Linked DNA regions of Homo sapiens: region 1 is linked to region 2. Evidence: chromatin loops called from intact Hi-C (ENCODE). Cell type or tissue: ovary. All regions are shown on one strand. Links, peaks and the distances in the headings refer to the core of each region. The heading gives the core; the rest is flanking DNA. Region 1 overlaps PCBP3 (poly(rC) binding protein 3). Region 2 overlaps ADARB1 (adenosine deaminase RNA specific B1).

Region 1 (5,373 bases), core at 182-5,181, 680 kb before region 2:
TAAAAAATAAAAAAAAAACACCTACTTTGCCTGGGGTCCTTTGCCACACTCTTTGAGGAGCATCCCTGAACCCAGGCCCATGGGCCCTGAATTGCCACAGCTGCCCTGCAGGAACCCGTCGGCCACCCCTTTGGGTGAGTCAGTGAATCACAGAGCCAAAGATCGCAGCCCATGCCAAGCCCACACACTGTGTGAGGACCAGGAAAAAACTCTCAGAAGAACGGACACGCGTGGTTCTGCGGGACATGAAAGGGAATCTGCACAGCGGAAAGTCCACGCCTGGGGTGGGAGGTCAAGGGGGTTAAATGGCTGCACTTTCCACTCATGAAGAGACCAGACACCACCTCAACCGAATCCCCAGCAGGACTTCTCCTGGAGCTGCACAGTGTGGAAGGTCCCCTGAAGGAATTAAGGCCGACGTTTTCTGAAACTCTGAAACCCTGTGTTCCTGGCACAGCAGAGCAGCCATGCCAGCGGGCGCTGGGGAGGACGACATGCAGGGAACAGAGGTGACTGACCTGAGGGGTCATGGGGACTGCAGAGGTCATTTCACAAAAGGTGCCAGTACAATCAGTTTTAGGCCAGAAAGTTAAAAAGTCTAATTCTAATCTCACCCACTACGTCAATGTGAGTCCTTGTAAAATTTTAAAAGTAAGAGTTGAATAAAACTACAATCTTATCTCACCCTTAGGTTGCACAGACCGATGTCCTATAAGAGGACAGCATGGAGGGGGAAGACCTTACCCCCCGCTAGGGCCCAGGTCAGCCTCACATGTGAGTCACAGTGACAGGGTGTGCCCGATACCATGGGGTGACAGTGGTACTTCACCTCTGGGGGCTTCCTCCTCAAACTCATAGCCCCTTCCTGTACCCATGAGAAAAGCATCAGACAGATCCCAGCAGAGGGATAGCCTGAAAAATGCCTGATTAGTCCTGCTCAGGACAGTCAAGGTCACCAAAACCAAGAAGAGTCAGAAACTCACAACCAAGATGGGTGTGTCCTGTGCCAGGTCTGCCCCTCGTGCACCTAACCCTGTCCCTCACTCTCCTAACCCTGTCCCCTGCTGGGTCCGCCCCTCACTCTCCTAACCCTGTCCCATGCCGGGTCCGCCCCTTGCTCTCCTGGCCCTATCCTGTGCTGGGTCCGCCCCTTGCTCTCCTAATCCTGTCCCATGCCAGGTCCACCCCTTGCTCTCCTAACCCTGTCCCATGCCATATCCGCCCCTCACTCTCCTGGCCCTGTCTTGGGTCTGTTATCTGCTTAACTGACAATTTTTAAAGAACCATTTTTAAAAAATCATTTTTATAGTCACCTGGAAAGAGATCAGTTCTTGCTATGGTTGATTTATAGCTTCTTGGGGGATGTGTCCAGTTTTAACCATGAAACATTTAAAAGAACGCAGAACACCGGAGAAGGCCCCAGAAAAGGCAAAAGAGGAGCTAAAGAAATGGACAGTGCGGCCAGAGGAAAGGCTCAGGCTGCAGTGGGGGCTGAGGACCCCGATGGCTCCCAGGATGACGGTGCCGGTGCCTGTGCCTGCAGGAGTCCTGCCAGCTTCTCCTGACCTTCAAAAGGGTCAAACGAGCAAATGGCCTCACACTGAACACAGAGAGATACCGGAGGCTATGGGTGATAGTCACACGTTGAGGGACATTGTGAAACCACTTCCCAGGGTGAGCAGGGAAGCAAGCTCAGTTCCAGGTGTCCTCCAGAGGATGAGCATGTGGAATATCATTTCTCAAGGCTCATGATTTTGGGGTCTGATAAATAGCTAAGTTGTCAGGAAAGAGAAGGTAGGAAAATGATGAGAGCAGGTGTCGGAAACGCCGAGTGACAATGCACCCTAAGGAGGAGCCTCCCCTGGGCGGTGCCTCCCTGACACTGCCGGTGCTTGCAGGACGGAAGCTCGAAGGGCCAGGGCTGGGCTCTGCTGCCTCCCATGACCTGGAGCTCCAGTACAGTAGAGGGAACAGAACCCCAACCCCAGTCTGCATGACAGCCACAGAGCACCAGCAAGAAGTGACAAGAGCAGGGAAGGGAGCAGAGACAGGCTGCAACATGTCACGAGCAGTCAGCATCACACGGGAGGACAGGAGGGTCCCGTGGAGAAGCCAGAACAAGAACCAGGGAGACAGGTGAGGAAGAGAGTTCTAGAAATGAGTTAGGGGAGGGGGCGGGGCCCACAGCAGGGTGCAGGCAGGGAAGAGTATTCTAGAAATGAGTTAGGGGAAGGCACAGGGCCCACAGCGTGGTGCAGGGGGAAGAGTGTTCTAGAAAAGAGTTGGGGGAAGGTGCGGGGCCCACAGCACGGTGCAGGGGGAAGAGTGTTGTAGAAAAGAGTTGGGGGAGGGTGCGGGGCCCACAGCGTGGTGCAGGGGGGTACTGGACCTCAGTTGAGGACCTCCTGGGCTGGACATCAGGCTGGAGCTCAGTGTGTGCTGGGCCAGTGTGACCCAGGAGTCACTGGCGACCCTGAGGGTCTTGGAGCCCCTGCGGAATCCAGGATTAGGGAGAGGCTGCACAGGAGAGGGGGTCCCTCCCAGCCTGCCAGGCAAAAAGTGGGAACCGGGAAGGGGGAGCAGGTCAAGAGTTGAAAGATGCTGTTCTCAAGAAAGGATTCTGCCTCTAAAAAGAGAAAAGGTACCAAGTTAGCCCAGGTCACAACGCCAGGCTCGCTGGCTCTGCAAGACAAGGGTGCTTTGCAGAAGCCACATGGATGGACAAGGACGAGGGGCCGGGTCTCCTCTCAGAACGCACTCCTCAGACACAGGTGTGCTATCACTGCTGTGGCCTTCAGAGTCTGAGGCTCTGTCCTCTCGAGGCTGTATCCCGCAGGGTCCTGAGGGCCTCTGCTGAAGGCGGGGCACACAGCCCAGATCGTGTGGCCAACAGAGCTGCCTGTCTGCTGCAAGGATGAAAAAGCGCCTCCCACCAGGATATTTCTAAACCGGGAGAAAAGGACGTGGCTCAGATACGTCAGCCCTGCCACGAGGTGGCAGCAGAGGTCCATGGTCATCCCCCAGGTCCCAGGAACTCCCTCCTCTGGCTTCTCAGAAACCAAGGTGCCTCTGGGGCTTGGCTCTAACCCAGGGGTCTGCAGGCCCCGCTGGCTGCCCATATCCACAATCCACGTTTCCCCGGAGCACAGTCTCACCCCCTCCTTGACTCGTGGTCTGCAGCTGCCTTCCAGCACCAGGTCAAGGCCACGCACACTGCAGACCGTGTGGCCCGCAGAACCCAAGCCACCTGTCCTATCCTGACCTGGGTCATCACAGGCCCTCACAAGGATTGTGGGAGAACAGCAGCCAAGCTGAAGTGCCAACACTGCGTGACATCCTCCTGGGCCTGGCACTCCTATCCGTGGGTGACAAAGTTCCCAGACAGCAAAGCGACGAGATAAAATGGGGCCCATGGGGCCAGGTAGGCGCAACGACCTCACAGGCAGCAAAGGTGTGCTGGCCCGTGGTGCCCACTGCCATGGCAGCCGGACTGGGTGTTCCCAGGACGGATACACTTGACATGGACACACCAAAAACACCTGACAGCCGGGAGAAGGCCAGCATCATCCCACACATAGCCGAGAGCCAGGAAAAGGCCAGCGCCACTCCCTTCAGAGGAGATGAGGTCTGAGCTGGTCCATGGGTCAGAGCCAGTGGCTGAAACGGAGACCCAGTCTCCAGGGAAGACCCGCAACAGTCCTGCGGTGTAGAGCAAACATTCACCCCACCTTCCCCAGCGGGCCTGAGTAACTGCCTGGAGTGACAGCATGATGGGCAGAGTGAGTGGCCAGGCCCTGGACCTTCAGACAATGGCTGGGTCTGGGGCCTGAGCTCCTGCCCACTCCAGGGGACTCAGACACCATCATGGACCCACAATTAACATGACAGACGGAGCTTGGCCCGAGTCCATCTGGCAGAGGCCCTGTGCCCGCACACCCATCTGCTAGACGTTCTGGTACAGCACTGGACAGAGGCGCCCAGCAGCTGCCAGACAAGCCCTCTGGCCCCGGCCTTGAGCAGGATATTAAGGCAGAAAAGGCCAAGTACAGTCCCCAGGAGCCTTCCCCACCTCAGCCAAGATAGCACCTGGGGAAGACTGTAGAATCTACACTACCATCAAGGACTTCAGGGCTGCGTGGGCGGTTTGACCCCTTTCCATTTTCCACTCTAGAAACCAGATGGACTCTGGGGACAACAGTGGCTGCCGGCCTCGGCCTTGGGGTGCCCAACGGCAGTGTCGTGCCAGGTGTGGTCTCTGCACCTGCATCCGCTTACTTGATGAACATGCCCTTCATCCCGTCTGTAAAGAGGATCAAAATTAGACTGTGTGTTCTTGGGAGAAGAGCAAATACATAACCAGCGCTTTCCCTCAGAGCTAAGGGAGCCCTTCCTGCTCTGTCACAGGACAGTCTTCAGGGACTCCGACTGCTTTGTTTAGGTTTTATTTTTTAGAGCAGCAAACTGAGCACAAAACACAGAGATTTCCTATATACCCCCATCCCCCACGGCCCATCCCCCACAGCCCGCCACCAGAGCAGTACATGAGTCACAACCAAACCCATGTGGGCACATCACCACCCCCCAGGTCCAGAGTTCACAGCAGGGCTCACGCTCGGTGCTGTACTCTGTGGTTTGGGCAAATGTGTAATGACACGCATCCACCATTACAGCATCACCCGGAGTATTTTCCCTGTAGTAAAAGTACTCTGTGATCCACCTACACATCCATCTCTCCGCCCAACTCTTGGCAACCACTGATCTTTATACTATTTTTATAGTTTTGTCTTTTCCAGAATGTCATATAGTTGGAATCGTATAGCATGCAGCCTTTTCAGGCTGGCCTCTTTCACTAAGTAACACGCATTCAAGGTTCCTCCGCATCACTTCATGGTTTGACAGCTCATTTCTTTGTAGTGCTGAATCATATTCCACTGTCTGGATGCACCACTGGTGTATTCATTTGCCTACTAAAGGATGTCTTGGTTGCTTCCAAGTGTTGGCAATGATAAACAAAGCTGCTATAAACATCTGTGTGCAGGTTGTTGTGTAGGCTGAAGTTTTCAAATCCTTTGAGTAAATACCAAGGAGCATGACTAATAGATCTCACGGTTAGAGAGATTTTAGTTTGCAAAGTGATGCAACCACTTGGGAAGGTAGTTTGGCAGTTTCTTACAAAACTGTGGCAGTTTCTTACAAAACATTCTGCAAATGGCAAAACTATAGTGACAATAAAAACATGAGTGGTTGCCAGGGGCTTCAGGGACGGGAGGAGTGAGTACGTGAAGCGCATGGGGGCAGTGGAGCTCTTCTGTATGACACAGTAATGACAGGGACACGTGTCACTGGACACTTGTCAAAACCTGTGTTCAACAC
Region 2 (5,373 bases), core at 104-5,103:
GATGGGTAGGACATCTGCACGGGGTAAGAGGAAACTTTTTGGGGTAAGAATATTCTCTACCTCAGCTGCTTGGTGGTGTGGCACTGGCATACATTTGTCAGAATATATTAGAGTGCACACTTTAGAAGAATGATTTTTGGCTGGGTTGAGGTGGGTGGATCACCCGAGGTCAGGAGTTTGAGACTAGCCTGGCCAACATGGCAACACCCCATCTCTACTAAAAATACAAAATTAGCCGGGCATGGTGGCGGGCGCCTGTAATCCCAGCTACTAGGGAGGCTGAGGCAGGAGAATCGCTTGAGCCTGGAAGGCAGAGGTTGCAGTGAGTAGAGATCATGCCATTGCACTCCAGCCTGGGTGACAAGAGCGAAACTCTGTGTCAAAAAAAAAAAAAAAAAAAAAAAAAAAGAGTTTTATTGTCTGTACATTTTACCTCAGTAAATCCAATTTTAAAAAAATCAAGAGATCCCAGAAGAAAACAAATTCTATAAGAAAGGTAAGTCTCAATTTGAAATAAAATAGAAAATACACATATTTCAAGAAGAATGAATTAAATGGGTTCCAAGAAACAGAATGAATAAGCTGGAAAAGGCTGGCGATAGCATAAGAAAGGCAGTGGTCCCTCTCAACAAGAGAACACGGAGAGGCAGAAGTGCTGATGCTCAGGGCCCACGGGCGCACGCGGCCCCACACTACCACTCACCACGCTCGCTGCGCCCGACAGGCACCTTCCCTGCCCCACGTGACAGAGGAGGAAGCTGAGCATGGGAGTTGAGACACTTGCTCGACCGCTGGATCCAAACTCAACTCCATTCCCCACTCTGCTCTACCACTCCATGCCAGGCAAGAATATGGGAAAAAGAGAAAACGGAGCCAAAAAATCAAGGAAACCAGGAGAAAGAGAAAACGGAACCAAAAAAATCAAGGAAATCAGGAAAAAGAGAAAACAGAACCAAAAAATCAAGTATACCAAATCCAAGTATAAAGCAAATTAAACTGTGGCATGACTTTCAGCAATCGTCATAATAATATAAGTGCCATTTATGAATTTGGAACTTTGATTGAACCAAGGTTACAGAACAGAAGAAGTTTTCTACTTTGGTAACACAGAAGACAAACAAGGCTGGGAGCAGTGACTCACGCCTGTAATCCCAGCACAGTGGGAGGCTGAGATGGGTGGATCACCTGAGCCCAGGAGTTCAAGACCAGCCTGGGCAACACAGCAAAACCCCGTCTCTACAAAAACTACAAAAATTAGCCAGGCATGGTGGCATGCGCCTGTAGTCTCAGCTACTCAGGAGGCTGTGGCAGGTGAATCGCTTGAACCCGAGAGGCGGAGCTTGCAGTGAGCCAAGATTGTGCCACTGCACTCCAGCCTAGGCAACAGAGCGAGACTCTGTCTTAAAAAAAAAAAAAAAAGAAGACAACAAACTGACAGAGGTCAGACAAACTGACACCACCGAGGAGCTGAGGGCCAGATAAGTGCTTCTGCTGCCTTCCATGCAGGAAACTGAGAGGCCGCCCAGGGCCCACAGGCCACGAGCACATGGGCCACTCAGTCTCTAGGATGACCAGCAGGGGGCGTGGTTTCAGGCTTGGTAAGCTGATCCAGTGCTCGTCCTGAAGCCCTTTCCCCTACCCCTCTACCAAGGGTGCCACAAAAATGAAAGGCTCATTTTCTGTCTCTTTTGTGACTAAAGCTGGCCACAAAACACACTTCTTGCCAAGGAGAAAGACACAGTTCTGGTGAAAGACAGGTGAAAATATGCTGAGGGCTTCCACAATGTCTCTGACAAAAGGAATAGACAAGAGCTCCACGGCCTGCTCCTTCTCAGTTGTTCCTGCCTTAAACACAGAAGTGGTGTCTAAAGCTGCTGCTGCTGTACTGCAGCGATACTCACCCAGAGCCCTAAGATGGCTGAACTCTGGACTAGCTCTAGCAAACTCCTCCCTCTGGATTACTTACGACATAAGAAGTGCGTATATACATCCAAGGTGTGTAAGATACTGTGAGTCATGCTGTGACCTTCACCCAGAATCAATCCTAAATGATACAGGAAAAGAAGGTTGGAGAAACGTCACGGAGCTAAATCCTCCTCCATGTGAACTAACAGTGCACAGTTAATGTCTAAAGTTCATAAATCAAACAATAGCAAGTGCAGGATGCAGCCCTTTCTCTTGGTTAAGCTCCTATTATGTTGCATCTCTGTCACTTATAGCCAATCCTAATACTAATTAATATAGAAATACAAATATCTAAAATGCATTTTAAAAAATCAGTGATGCCACTGAGGAGGGCAAGAGCTATACTCTATCGCTTCTCATCAAAAGCCCTTCTAAGTTTGAGGGCATCACTCCCATAGAAATTGAAATTAAGCACAGGTCTGCCCTTTTCCTGCCCCCAGCAGGCCCAGCCTCTCCCTCCCCTCCAGCCCACCAGGCTTCTGGAGTCATATCCAGAGCCCCTCCTGCCTGGGGTGCCCACCTCCCATGCCATCTCCCTGGAAAACAAACCCAGCTTTCCAGACTTGCTGCAACCCTACATCCATGAACTCTCCTGCCCTGCCTCCTGGGCACACCTCCTTCCATCCCCACTTTCCTCACAGTGCCACCATCATCACAGGCTTCCTCCCCTCCACACCCACCAGGCTGTTCACATGCAGTGGGCAGAGACTGTATCTGAACCCTCAGAGCCTCAATCAGGGGCAAGGCAGAGGCCAAGCTCCATCACTGAACGCAGACATCCTCACACCGTCCTCTGAAGAGACTTCAAATGTTTTATTTTAAATCGGATTGATGGGCCTTCACACATCAGGGGACTGTTGGTCACTAAAGCACAAAGCTCCTGGCACACCCGAAGGGCCACCCACGTACCCTCAGACCAAGGAAGGGCAGCCAAGGGGCAGGAATGGCCAAGAGCCCCATCCCCACCACCAGCATGGCGATGGCGTAGGTTAAGAAGGGGGTCAGCAGTCATCAGTCTTCCAGAACTCTCGACATATCAGGATCACAAGCGGCTGCAGGCTGGAACCTCAGCCTCCAGCACCTTACACAGGGGAATCTGCCCACAAGAGGGAGCTGCTGTGTCACTCCGAGTCCCTCCATGTAGAAAAAGCCTTTGGGAACTACTGAACAGAAGTAAATTCAGATTGTCCTGGATCTACACGTGAATCTTCTCACTTCTTGCCTTTTACACACACACCAGTCTTCAAGGTCTGGATTCATTACTTTTAGTTTAGTCATGCTCAGAGCACAGCAAAGCTAAAAGAAAATTACCAATTTCTAAGAACTTCAGATATTTATGATTTTACACCCAACAGTGTGTATTTTGTTAAATTCTTATCTATTCAAGTCATACTTCTGTGGTTAATTGTGTACTTCTTCAGAACCTTAAAGCCACATATAAACTGGGAATCCAACCACTTCTTAGGAATTTTTTTAACTTGATGCTGTTTAAACCAAGCTTTACTCAGATTATTTTTTAAGTAGAAAACAATCCCAAGTCACAAACTCCCTTGTTCCACACCTACCTACCAGTGTCCCTGGCCCCTGTGGACACCAGCTGGGGGCGGGATTCTCCCTGCAGCGCACACACCAAGCAACCTGGGGGAGAGCGGCAGGGTGCCTCCTCTGGGTGCGGGGACACCCCTGCTCTCCCAGCAGCCGCTGGCTGGTGGGGCAGCTCTACTGTTTTCTACCCCCGCCAGCTGTCCCCACAGGACTGGTCTGTCCCCACATTTGTCCCCAGGCCTCGGTCAGTGCCTCCCCACAGGGGCTCAGTACATGTTTGTTGTTAAAGGAATGATTCTCTCTTGAGCGCTGCTACAGGTTCTGAAACATGGTGCCGGGCGTAGCAAACATCACGACTCCACAGCCCACTTCACAAGCAGCAGTTCCACTTGTCTGCACCACTTGACGTTATTTTCCCTAAATCTGGTGTATCTGTAGTTCTTCCCTGTCATCTCAGCTTAGGCTGAGGCCCCAGGTCTGAGGAAGAAGAATGCTAAGGGTCCACATGTTTTTAAGAGCAGGGTCTCCCCACCCATCATGTAGAGCTTGCTGGAAGCCTGGAAAGCCTGCCCTGCTGTCCCTCACTCATTCCCGCACGAGGGCACCTGACAGGAGGCCAGAACCAGAGCTCAGAGACAGTGGACCTGTCCTAAGAGAGCGAGTCCTCACAGCAGCTGGCCACCAAGAAGGGGAGGGAGTTCGTGGTCCTCCACTCCTTCCCCTGGTTTTACTCCCCTCCCTCCGATCCCTCTGATCCCTCCCACCCCCATGGGCCCAGGGACACCACAGGATGAACACAGGCGCATATGACTCACATTGTGTCCCTGCTCTGATGCTGCCTAGTCCCGTGGCTGCTGGCGGCCTCTAAAATTAGAAGGGTCTTTGGAAAGGGGCTGTGCATGGTCAGATTTTCAGGACAGCACTCAGCTTCACCCACCCCCATCACAGAGGACCCACCGGGGAGGGTGAGGGGCAGCACAGTCTCCACTGGGCCCACCTGCAGTCCAGGACCACAGGACCCACAGAGGGCCCTCTTGACTGTGGCCACACCTTTCTGCTGACATTCTACACTTCATATGTTTTTTTTCCAATTTTTCTAATACATTTCGAAATGTGGATGGCAGACTTGTCAGTTCCAGAAAGCCTTTCTCGCACTCTGCCTTCATCTTCTGAGGCCTCACTTTGCTTTTCGACCTAAATTAGGTCCTGTCTCTTCTAGTCTTTCTGCTTCATTAGGGGCTACTCTGTCTATCTACCGCTCACGGTTTTGAGGTCACCAACTCAGGACCCCGTATCTGTATGCACTGACAGGCAGGCAGCACACAGTGGTCCTGCTGAAAGCAGCAGTTTGGTCTTTTCCTCTTAAATCACTGAGTCCTCTGAGATTCCCTGGAAGGAGATATTCTCCACCTGTTTATGGTTTTAACTCCCCTCAGTATGCAGCCACACTAAGGGGTGCCAGGAGGATGCAGACAGCTGACAGTTGTTGTCATTCTGGCAGGCCGGTCAGCACACGGAGTGTGGAGGCCTCTGCCAAGGAACAGGGCGGAGGGCTCTCTCTGCCCTGTGGGTTTGAATGCAGCCAAAGCATCTTGGGATCTGGAAATCCTACCCAGCACACAGTCCTCCATGAGAACTTCCAATTCCAGAATTAGTAGAACTGGCAATCCAGACAAGGCCCCATCAGCAAGCAGGCCCCTTAGAGCAGGTCTGCCCATTTCTATAAACCTTTGGCTTTGCAGACCACTTATGGTCTCTGTTGCAGATTCTTCCTTTTCTGTTTGTTTTATAACTCCTTAAAAATGTAAAAACCATCCTTAGCTTTCAGGTCCCAGAATCTGCTCACAGGCTACAGCCTGCCAG

The links. Hi-C counts contacts between places; a loop is a spot of excess contacts. Peaks named below come from ENCODE experiments on the same cell type or tissue, not always from the same donor. Only the 100,000 strongest peaks of a DNase experiment are listed, where the experiment ranks them.
Region 1: a loop joins it to region 2, with 2.7 times the contacts of the local background. A loop is called at or near these places in 22 of 110 quality-filtered maps.

The regions. Positions count from the first base shown.
Region 1 is chr21:45,818,368-45,823,740 of GRCh38, reverse strand. The region is part of intron 4 of PCBP3 (poly(rC) binding protein 3); the gene reads right to left. Among named protein-coding and RNA genes, the nearest start is that of PCBP3-AS1, 15 kb to the left of the region's middle. RefSeq lists an enhancer at 1,301-1,986. In ovary, for the core only: a CTCF peak has its summit at 3,002 (motif pointing right); DNase peaks (open chromatin) are centred at 1,120, 1,880, 2,990 and 3,830.
Region 2 is chr21:45,134,969-45,140,341 of GRCh38, reverse strand. The region is part of intron 2 of ADARB1 (adenosine deaminase RNA specific B1); the gene reads right to left. Among named protein-coding and RNA genes, the nearest start is that of ADARB1, 63 kb to the right of the region's middle. RefSeq lists an enhancer at 1,374-1,668. In ovary, for the core only: CTCF peaks have their summits at 1,566 (motif pointing right), 2,896 and 3,096 (motif pointing right); DNase peaks (open chromatin) are centred at 1,537 and 3,061.